Linked DNA regions of Homo sapiens: region 2 is linked to region 1. A link is a contact called in ENCODE Hi-C or POLR2A ChIA-PET data. All regions are on one chromosome and are shown on one strand. The core of a region is the stretch at or near the end of the contact, and the rest is flanking DNA. Distances in the headings are between cores, read along the strand shown.

Region 1 (4,802 bases), core at 1,284-3,783:
ACGAACATCTTCCTGTGTTGTTAAATATTCTTCTACAACTGTTTCTAATCAAATATATGGAAGCTGTTAATTTTCTTACACTCCTAACAGTTTTTGCTTTACATGTTTTCAGGTGCAGTTCAGATTTGTGGCCCTGAATTTTATACAATTTTAGGAGTCACTTTTTAGACAAAGAGTACAAAGTCAGAAGCACGAAATTGTTAGTATGCCTGTTTGTTTTCTGCTGCTATATCTTGAATGGGAATGTTGTCTGCAATGAACACAAAAATCTCTCTCTCTCAATATCTTTGCTTTATTTGATATTAAAATTGATCTCCCTGCCTTCGCTTTTCTCTTTGCTTTATCATTTTGTTTTTGTCAGCTTCTCTTGTATTTATTAGAAAAATATGAAAACCAAAAGAATTTGCCTTGTAATAAGATACATTAAATTACTTCTGAAAAGGTTTCATGTCATCCACAAATAAAGAGCTGATTCAGAAAAATTTTAATAGTAGTAATAGTATTTACAGAAACAATTCTAATACTAACAGTGGGTACTCACTATGTGCCAAGCATTGAGTTATCTACTTAATATGGATTACGTTTTGATAGCACAAATCCTATAAGATAGGTACTACTAATATTCACATTTCATAGATGAGAACGCTGAGGCATGCAGTATTAGACAGCCGTGAGTGTGGAGACAGATTCACACGGAGCCCACTGAGAGTCTGGCCTTTTATGAGGAAGCTTCCTCCCTCTCTTCAACAAGAAGTCCGGGTCTGCATCGCCCTGCTGAGGATGCTACTATGCAAACGCAGGGAGTCTACAGATTACAAGTGTAATAACATAATGGAATATTTTATATAAAATCTTGAAACAGACAGATTTCACATCAGGAACTGTTAGCATGATGTCATGTGATTCTAATGCCTATTAAATTTTAAAGATCAATCAATAAATTATAAATAAACAAATAGTGACCTACAAATGTCTAAGTGAAGGTGGGGGCTCCGGGGAGGGGGAGAGAATTTGAAAAGTCTGCTCGACCCCTTGGCAGCGATTCCAAGGCTAAGGGAAGCTCCCTCTCAGGTGCCTGACAGCAGGAGCAGCCGGATTTTGGAAAGGGAGGAGGCCGGGACGCATGCAGCTTGGTGGGGGCTGTGTCCGAGGTCCGCAGGGAGAAGCTGAGCGACAGCCCCAGCAGGGACCTACTGCTGGCGCCCACTCCCCGCGGCCGCTGGCCAAGTGTGGGCTCTCGGGTTCGTTTCCACCCAGCGCGGCGGTGTTATTCGGAGAAGGAAAATAAATGTCTGCGGTTGCTCTGCCGGGCTGCGGGGGCGGTGCCCTGGAAGGAGGGGCTGTGCATCTGCACCATTTCTAGGAATGTCCGCCCTCTGGGAACCCAGCCCTGAAGTGCTCTGAGAATGAGCCGTGTTTACGGAAAGCCTCTGTCTCATGCTCCGCATTCTCCGTTCTGATTCTGACCACAGCAAGAGTGGACGCTCTCCACGCCTGGAGATTCCCATTCCAGCTTAGCCTTGCCAGGCACCCATTCTTATCAGGGCTGCAAGATCTTTCCCCTTGGGACCCCAGGGTCCCTACATCCCCTCTCAAGGGCTTAAGCTGCTCTGATTTCAAAAGGCATGCATTAGGGTGCCCCCTCTGCAGCCTAACCACTTCCCACACTGCGGAGCAGAGCTGCTAACCAGTCCTCTCATTCCTGCTTGCTTTGGCTAGCTTTCAACACCCCAAATCACACACACCAAATGCAGGTGGCTCTACCTGGGAAGGGGAAACGATTTATTGTGAGGGGCATTTTGCATGTTGCTCAGTGAGATGAAGGCAAGCTTTGAGGAAAAAGTTCAGCTTTTTATTTGGCCTCTTATCTTTGAAAGTCTAATTAATGAATCCACAAGTAGAGCATTTACCTGGACATTATAAAATACTTTGGATTTTCCTAGCCTCTGTGCCATCCCCTGATGAACCCTGAAGCTCTCTTTTTCATTATGTGTCTCAGAGCAGGCAAACTCCAGGAAGCCCAGCCTGGCGAACGCTTCCCATCAGACAACTCTGTCTGGAGCCACCATTTGAAAATATCCCCAAGGCTATTGTATTCAACCTTTACTTAAAGATCATTTCTATGAGGCATCCAATTTCTGCGGCTCCCTTGGGCTGCGGTTTAAGACAGGCTTCACAGTATTTACTGTTTATAGTTTTGAGCTGACAGCTATTTAAGGGCAAGAGATTTCATCTGCCACCATGTCTCACAGCTTTTGCCACCAACACATTTACCAGACGGAACAAGCTGGAACTTTGTGAAACCAAGGAAACAAGTGTAATATGGTTTAGGGGGAAAAAAATTAAAATTTGGAGTTATTTTCCTGCTGATTGTTTCTGTGTGCTCCGTCACATTGAATTATGGGGAGCTGGCGTATCAATGGCATCTGTATGGCCTGCAATAATAGCCACTTGTTCATCAGACATGTAGGATGGTTGGCTCTACTGATCTTGGCTGAGATCACCTACATTCATGGCTGGCTGTTGGCTGGGGTGACCGGGGTGACTGATCTCTGCTTCCCACGCCTCTCATCCTCCAGCAGGCTAGCCTGGGCATGTCATCAGAGTAAAGCAGAAGCACAGCAGAAATACTCGCGGTCTCTTGAGACCTAGTCTCAGAATTAACTTACCATCAAGTCCAGTGAATTCTAGTCTAAAGAAAGTTCAAGGTCAGCCAATTTTTAAGGCAATGGGAGAATAAACTCTGGAAAGAACTGTAAAGTCACAAAAAAAATCACTGGACACAGGGAGGTTTGAAGTATTGGTGCTATTAATACGATCCACCATGGTTGTATACATGCCTTTCTCCTCTTCCCTGGAGTTCTTCCACCATGTCTTATTTATCTTTCTGTCTGCCAGTTCTTAGGACAGCACATGGCATGTAGTCAGTATTCACTAAGCAACCTTGCATTACTTTGCGCATGAGTGCACATTAGAATAGGCTCCGATACTACAACTACATTTTAATTTTTTTCTTGCAACAATTACATCAGTATTAGAGATGCCTCATTGCCCTCCACCCACACCTACTTCCAGCATTTCCTCTTTACATTTCCCTATCATGTGTCTAGGTCTGGATTATTTTTATTTATCTACTCAGCATCCAATGGAGCTTTTGATATATTGCATCATTTTTGGAAAAGATGTAACCATTTTCTGTTTGACGAATTCTCCTCCACAATTCTCTCTATTCTCTCCTTCTGGAATGCATATTATGTGTATGAATCAGACTTTTCTTATTACATCCTTCATGTTTCTTAACTTGTTTGTTTATCATCTTGTCATTCTCTTTTTTTTCTCCTCTTTTCTGTCTCAGGCTATGTCTAGTTTTGTTGTTGCTGTTGTTAATACTTCTCTCTTCAGTTATGTCTAATATGTTAACAGAGTACCTCACATAGGGGCTGTAGCTTAGAATCACCTGGCAGATTAACAAAATATCAATGCCTGGTCCCACCCCTAGAATTTCTGGTTTAATCGGTGTGGGTCAGGAGATGGACATCAATAACTATGATGCGTAACCAAGGTTAAAAACCATTGATTACAACTTTTTTTTTTTAGAATTTTTTCTCAGTGACTGTATTTTTTTCAGCGTTTCTACTGGAAAAAAAAATCCACTGACTCTTCTTTCATAAACTCTGTTTTTATTTTTATCATGCTATTTCTTCCATAGGACATTTCAAACAGGTATATTTAGATCTCTTTTAGATTGCTCCATTATTTCTAACTCCTAAAATGTAAATTCCCTCATTAGTTGAGTCTGTAGACTGTTATGATGTTGAACTTCTTCAAAAGCTTTATAATTTTTGACTATGAATTCATCTTGCATCTTGTGCCTTGGGTTATAAGGACCTCCTAATGGATTGTTTTCACACTTGCCTGTGCCTGGTCCTGTGGATTTCATCGGCTCCCAGTGATGTTTTATGTAAGTGCATCTTCTTAAGGTTTATACTACACACACAGCTCCGACTCAGGGTCTGTATCTAGCCACACATAGGCTTGGTGTTCTGAGCTCAAGCAAGTAACATGTTTCACAGCCATTACCTGGGGCAGAAGGCTAATTTCCAATCTGGAGGGTAAGGATATCTGGATTTTTATTTGTGAACTCACAATATATTCCCCAGTTCACGTGGGGAGCCCAATTCTGGCTCCTCAGCTGGCATTTGTCATTGGGCATCCCCATGTCCAATTCTTGGGCCTGTCACATACCCCTATTTTGTGTGTGTGTGTGTGTGTGTGTGTGTGTGTGTGTGTGTGTGTGTGTGTTTTATTAATATTTCTTTTTTGAGCACTTACTTACATTCTGCACCACTCACCTTGGCAACACATCTTTTGCTTCTTTGTACTATGTAGATTTCCCCTTCATTTTTCTTACTTGGAAATATCCCTTTGGTACTCTTAAGCTAGTACATGTATTTTCTCAATAAAATTTTATTATAGATAGCTTCAAATTTACAAAAATTGCAAAGATAATGCAGAGTTCTATATACCCTATGCCCGTTTTCCCCTCTTGTAAATATTTGATGTTAGTATACTACATTTGTTACATCTAATGAATTAATATTGACATGTCATTATTAGCTAAAATCCATATTTTATTCTGATTTTCTTAGTTTTTACCCATGCTCTTTTTCTGTACCGGGACATTTAGTCATCATGTCTCCTTAGGCTTCTCTTGGCTGTGATGCTTTTCTGGGCTTTTCTTAATGCTACCTCTATCTCTCTGGTCTTCTTTCCAAAAACTCATGACCTCAGTTTAATTATGA
Region 2 (4,503 bases), core at 1,113-3,612, 220 kb before region 1:
TACATTATTATATTGTCTTTATAATTAAAACAGCATTATTATTAATCACTTTTATTTTTCCTATTTATAAAAATGCTTACTTTTGAGAACATAAATAATGCTGAAAATCATGAAGAATCCAACTATTAATCTTAATATTGCCATTAGTATTTTAACTTACATTGTTCCATTTTTATGCATTATATATTATATATTATATGTATGTATATGTATACATATACAAAATAAAGCAATAGTATTGCTTTACTATCAATTTACCTCTCAGTCTGCTTCTCGAGCTCTTGGTTTCATATCTCTTCTTTATCTTTGATCTTTTCACAGAAGTCTATTCTCCTTTTCCCAAGAGCTTTAAATTCCTATGTCCTACTGGGAACACCAATCAGCCTTTTTTTGAAATGTTCTCGTGTGTCTTGTCAAAAATAATTACCAGAGGTGAACTGTGCCTCCCAAACTTCCAAATAATACTTTTTCCTTGTGGTGCTGTATTTCCTCCATAGATACTACACCATTATTGTGGTTGTTTTCTCTTTAATTATCCTTAAATATAGTGAGAATCCCCTGCCCCAGACCCTTGGTCCTGTGCACCTGCACTTGGGTCCATGAAGAGTTCTCCCAGATGGAAGGCAGTGGAGCAGGTCAATGCACTCAATTACTTCCCTTTTCTCATTATTCATCTAGTATGATTCTTCTGGATTTAATTGGAAAATTCACCTGTTCTCTGCTCAGTTCTCTCAAAATTAGGGAAACACGTATATTTTATATAAGTATAGACTCTCTTCAACATATACATCCAGGGAAAACTCCCAGCCCAGGGTCCCCTGTCCCAGGCATCTTTATATCTTGACTCCTACCCATAGCATTTTATGTGAAAGGAACTATCTGCCTGTGGGTAAAATGTATTCTCTTCTGCTTCTTACTTAGGCATAGAACACATATGTGAAGAGTTCACTTCAAAGGCTGGGTTTGTGTAGATGCCTGTGATTCACATTGTCAGAGAATTGACTGTAGGGCTACGTTGCTCTTCAGCTTAGTACCGGAACTGAACTGAAGGAAGCAGTTGCCCCTTAGGAGTGGGCAGGAAGCTCCGCCCATGAAACAGATCTGCTTCTCCATTGAACTGGAACCTCTAAACAAATGTAAAAAGGGAATGCCGATAACTCGTGGAGCACTGAATGGATCTGATGAGCATAAATATGTGTGTCAGAAATCAGTGCCTCGGCAGTAATGGCTATACACATTTCCTTTTTCTCTTTTTCCCATCAGTTACAGAACACATATGTCCCAGCTAGAAGTAGACAGTGAGGGAAGTTTGAACCTTCGTCCTACCTACTTTGTTGTAAAGGGAAATCGTATATTTTGAAGGGCAAAGCATGTACAAACTTGTTCTGCATTTCAATCCAGCCACAACTAAATATGCTTGGTAGTAATTTTTAGGAATACATCTAAGAACTTTCCAAAATGTTGCCTGTGATCCTCGTTTTCAGAGCTGCCTAATTTTTTTTTTCTGGTCAGTGTGATAGAACTGTGGGAGAAAAATGTCAAAAATTTATTTTAAAATTGGAGGTCCCTGTTTTCAATTTAAATACTTTGTTAAACATACTTTAAAAAGTCGTGACCTTTTATAACTTCTCACTAAACTTGATGCAGAAACACAAATAATTCTCAAAAAAAATTAGCTGACAGAATCTTTGAGGAATTTTCACAAACTGTTAAGATTAGTGGAGATAGATGGAAGAAAGAGAACTGGTAGCTTGCCCACCCACCACCTTGTTAAGACACAGCATTCTGGCTCATAAAATTGATGGAAGTAAGGATGAAAGACATTTAAACTCTTCTCCACTCTATGACCCCTGACTCAGAGCCATGATTTGACTCAACCAGAGAACCTGGGGGCCATCACTTTACTCTGTGGGTGCCCTTCCCTGCCATAGGCTTCTACATTGTTTCCTGATACTCAGCAGGAATGGAGAACCAGACTAGCAGTGGTACATTGTATTCAAGCAGATACTTAACAGGATAGGCTTTTATTTATGCTGGTGATGGTGATTCACATGTCAGAGAATCGGCCCCAGGACTGGTGGCTCTTGCACTTACTACCAGAGCCCAACTAGAAGCAATTCCCCTTACCCACAAAACAGATCTTTTGCTGGAGGTGTTAAAAAGTGGATTAAACCACCTGCTAAGTGGACTATCCAGGGAAGATCTTCAAGGTACATACAGGCCCAAGTTAAGGTTATGAATCGAAGAGAAAGGTGTTTTGCTTTGTTAATAATGTCAAAGATAAAGAGACAAAGCTGAGAATGAAACATGAGGCAGAAAGCAGTGCACTGCAACTAAAAGCAGCAAGAGGGAGCAAGGATGCCTGAGAGGATGCCTGTGACTCAGTCTAGAACACAGAGGCAAGGAGCTAGAATCTGCCTCCAGGGTGGGGAGGAAGCCATGCACAGCATTCTGGGGAATGACATTCCCACACTTCCTTGGCCAACGGAGAACCTTGGTCTGATTAAAATGATCTGGATGTAAATCTGCCTCTGCATAGTGAGATGACCAGCCAGAGGAGTCAGGAGATGCCTGTTGCAGGGCAACAGAGTCACACATATTTGGCTTCTTTATGGAGCTCATGGGCAAACATAATTTGGATGGGTCTCCATGTGCAACACTGTTTTAGTTATAATGATATATTCTGGAGAACAATATGATTTTGGTAACTTAGAGAACTACCTTTTAAGGCTCCCTGGCATTTTTGTTTTGTTTTGTTTTTTGGTTAAAGACTCTGTTCTCCCCTTCCCCCACAGCCCTAATCTCAGCGTTCTGAAGTAGGCAAAAGCCTCCCTGTCCCTAACTCCCATTATTACTCTTCAGTAGAAAATAACTTTGGGGTAACAAAGAAGGAAGGATAAAATACACAAATAAACTTGGTAGAAGCATATATGAATTGCTTAATATTTACTGTGAAATTATTAACTTCTATGCAAGGTTTTATATTATGAAATTGTGTTCTGTAAACTTAAAAAATAGTCCAGTAATGTTATTACAGTTAACTTCATGGTATAAACAACGCAAATGCACAGGCATTGTACGAAACAAAAAGTGGGATGATTTTCCATATACGTATTAGTAATAGAAAGTGAGTCATGCTTGAATTGCAAAATATGTATGTGGTAAAGGCCAGTAATTTGAAGTTTTATGTCAGAAAAATTGCTGATCTAGCTGTCTCACCACGCTGTGGGAATAACCAATCAACTCACAACATGATCAGGTCAAGAAGTAATTTATACTTAAAAAAGCAAAAAATGGGAGCAATTACAAATTACAATGAATTTAAGATAGCGAAAAGGAAAAATTAATAACAAAGTACCTGGTCCCCCCAAATGGAAAGTTTCCAGTCTGTATGTGTATGCACAGTAGAGTATTTGTAAAGTTAGAGCCTTGTGTGGCTGCTGTATTTAAAAAAGATACTAATTTAGAATTCTCAGTAAACTCAAAGAACTTGCTAATTTTAGTCCATAAATTATCAAATTTTAGTTATATTTAATATCTCAATTAGGAAGTTATAAAAAATAGCTCTAAGTGGTAAGGTTCTATGGAATTATGAGTCAGCCACCAAAAAGAACTCACAAGTGGACTTTCATATCTCTGAGAAGGTCTGTTAGCAGGTCCCCAGAACTATGCTTGGAGAACCCTTGAGCTGATGTGTCCTCAATTTGGGAGGGAAGACAAAGAAAGGTTTTGCTTGGAGTTAGTACCAACCTTTAAGGCAGAGAAAACTTGACCCATGAGGAATGAAATATAGAATGATGTAATATTCCTGGACCACAAATAGAGAATTGCTCTTTAAAGCACCAAAATTTTTAAGAACCTTTTTTTTACTGGAAATTGTTCCAAAGATGTGCACTAATCATTTCTTTGGCTTTTAACTAGCAGGTACTCATACTAATTATGTGGCCTTTGTCATCACTATTAATATCAGTTGTTGCAAAACGCTGTAATAAAGTGATACCCATAGGGTTTTCTAAGAGTGGGATACTTGCATCTACATTACATAATCACAATCTAGTCCTTTAATCCAGAAGTTTTAATAGTTTTTTTCCCCAGTCCTCTTTCTCACTGTCAGTGCATCAATTCTCACCTTTCACTTTTTCTCTGGTCATCTTGCTAAGCTTTCTAAACTGATGCTTCTGATGTGAATAAAAAACTACTACTGTATAAAGAATTAAGTTTTAAAGCATATTCTAGGCCAAGCGTGGTGGCTCACACCTGCAATCCCAGCACTTTGGGAGGTTGAGTCGGGAGGATTGCTTGAGCCCAGGAGTTTGAGACCAGCCTGGGCAACATAGCAAAACCCTGATGCTGAAAAAAAAAAAAAATTAGCCATGTGTGGTGGCCACTGCCTGTGGTCCCAGTTACTCAGAAGGCTGAGGTGGGAGGATTGCTTGAGCCCAGGAGGTTGAGGCTACAGTGAACTGTGATCATGCCACTGCACTCCAGCCCAAGTGACAGAGC

Evidence for each region. Hi-C counts contacts between places; a loop is a spot of excess contacts on that map. ChIA-PET counts read pairs that join two places held with the same protein, here RNA polymerase II (POLR2A). Pooled maps may share reads with other maps.
Region 2: a map of MCF 10A shows a loop between it and region 1 (9-fold over the local background). The contact joins two enhancer-like sites. A Hi-C loop is called at or near these places in 1 of 168 maps with a recorded cell type or tissue (MCF 10A) and 1 of 50 pooled maps. POLR2A ChIA-PET finds 5 or more read pairs at or near these places in 1 of 52 experiments (MCF 10A).

Annotation. Positions count from the first base shown.
Region 1 is chr7:42,492,363-42,497,164 of GRCh38, forward strand. No RefSeq gene overlaps it. Among named protein-coding and RNA genes, the nearest start is that of LINC01448, 210 kb to the right of the region's middle. RefSeq lists enhancers at 1,146-1,646, 1,248-1,542 and a silencer at 1,248-1,542. Within about 2 kb of position 2,534, at least 16 of the 41 ENCODE cell types and tissues checked have a DNase peak (open chromatin) inside an H3K27ac peak, as active enhancers do.
Region 2 is chr7:42,271,094-42,275,596 of GRCh38, forward strand. No RefSeq gene overlaps it. Among named protein-coding and RNA genes, the nearest start is that of GLI3, 36 kb to the left of the region's middle. Within about 2 kb of position 2,363, at least 2 of the 41 ENCODE cell types and tissues checked have a DNase peak (open chromatin) inside an H3K27ac peak, as active enhancers do.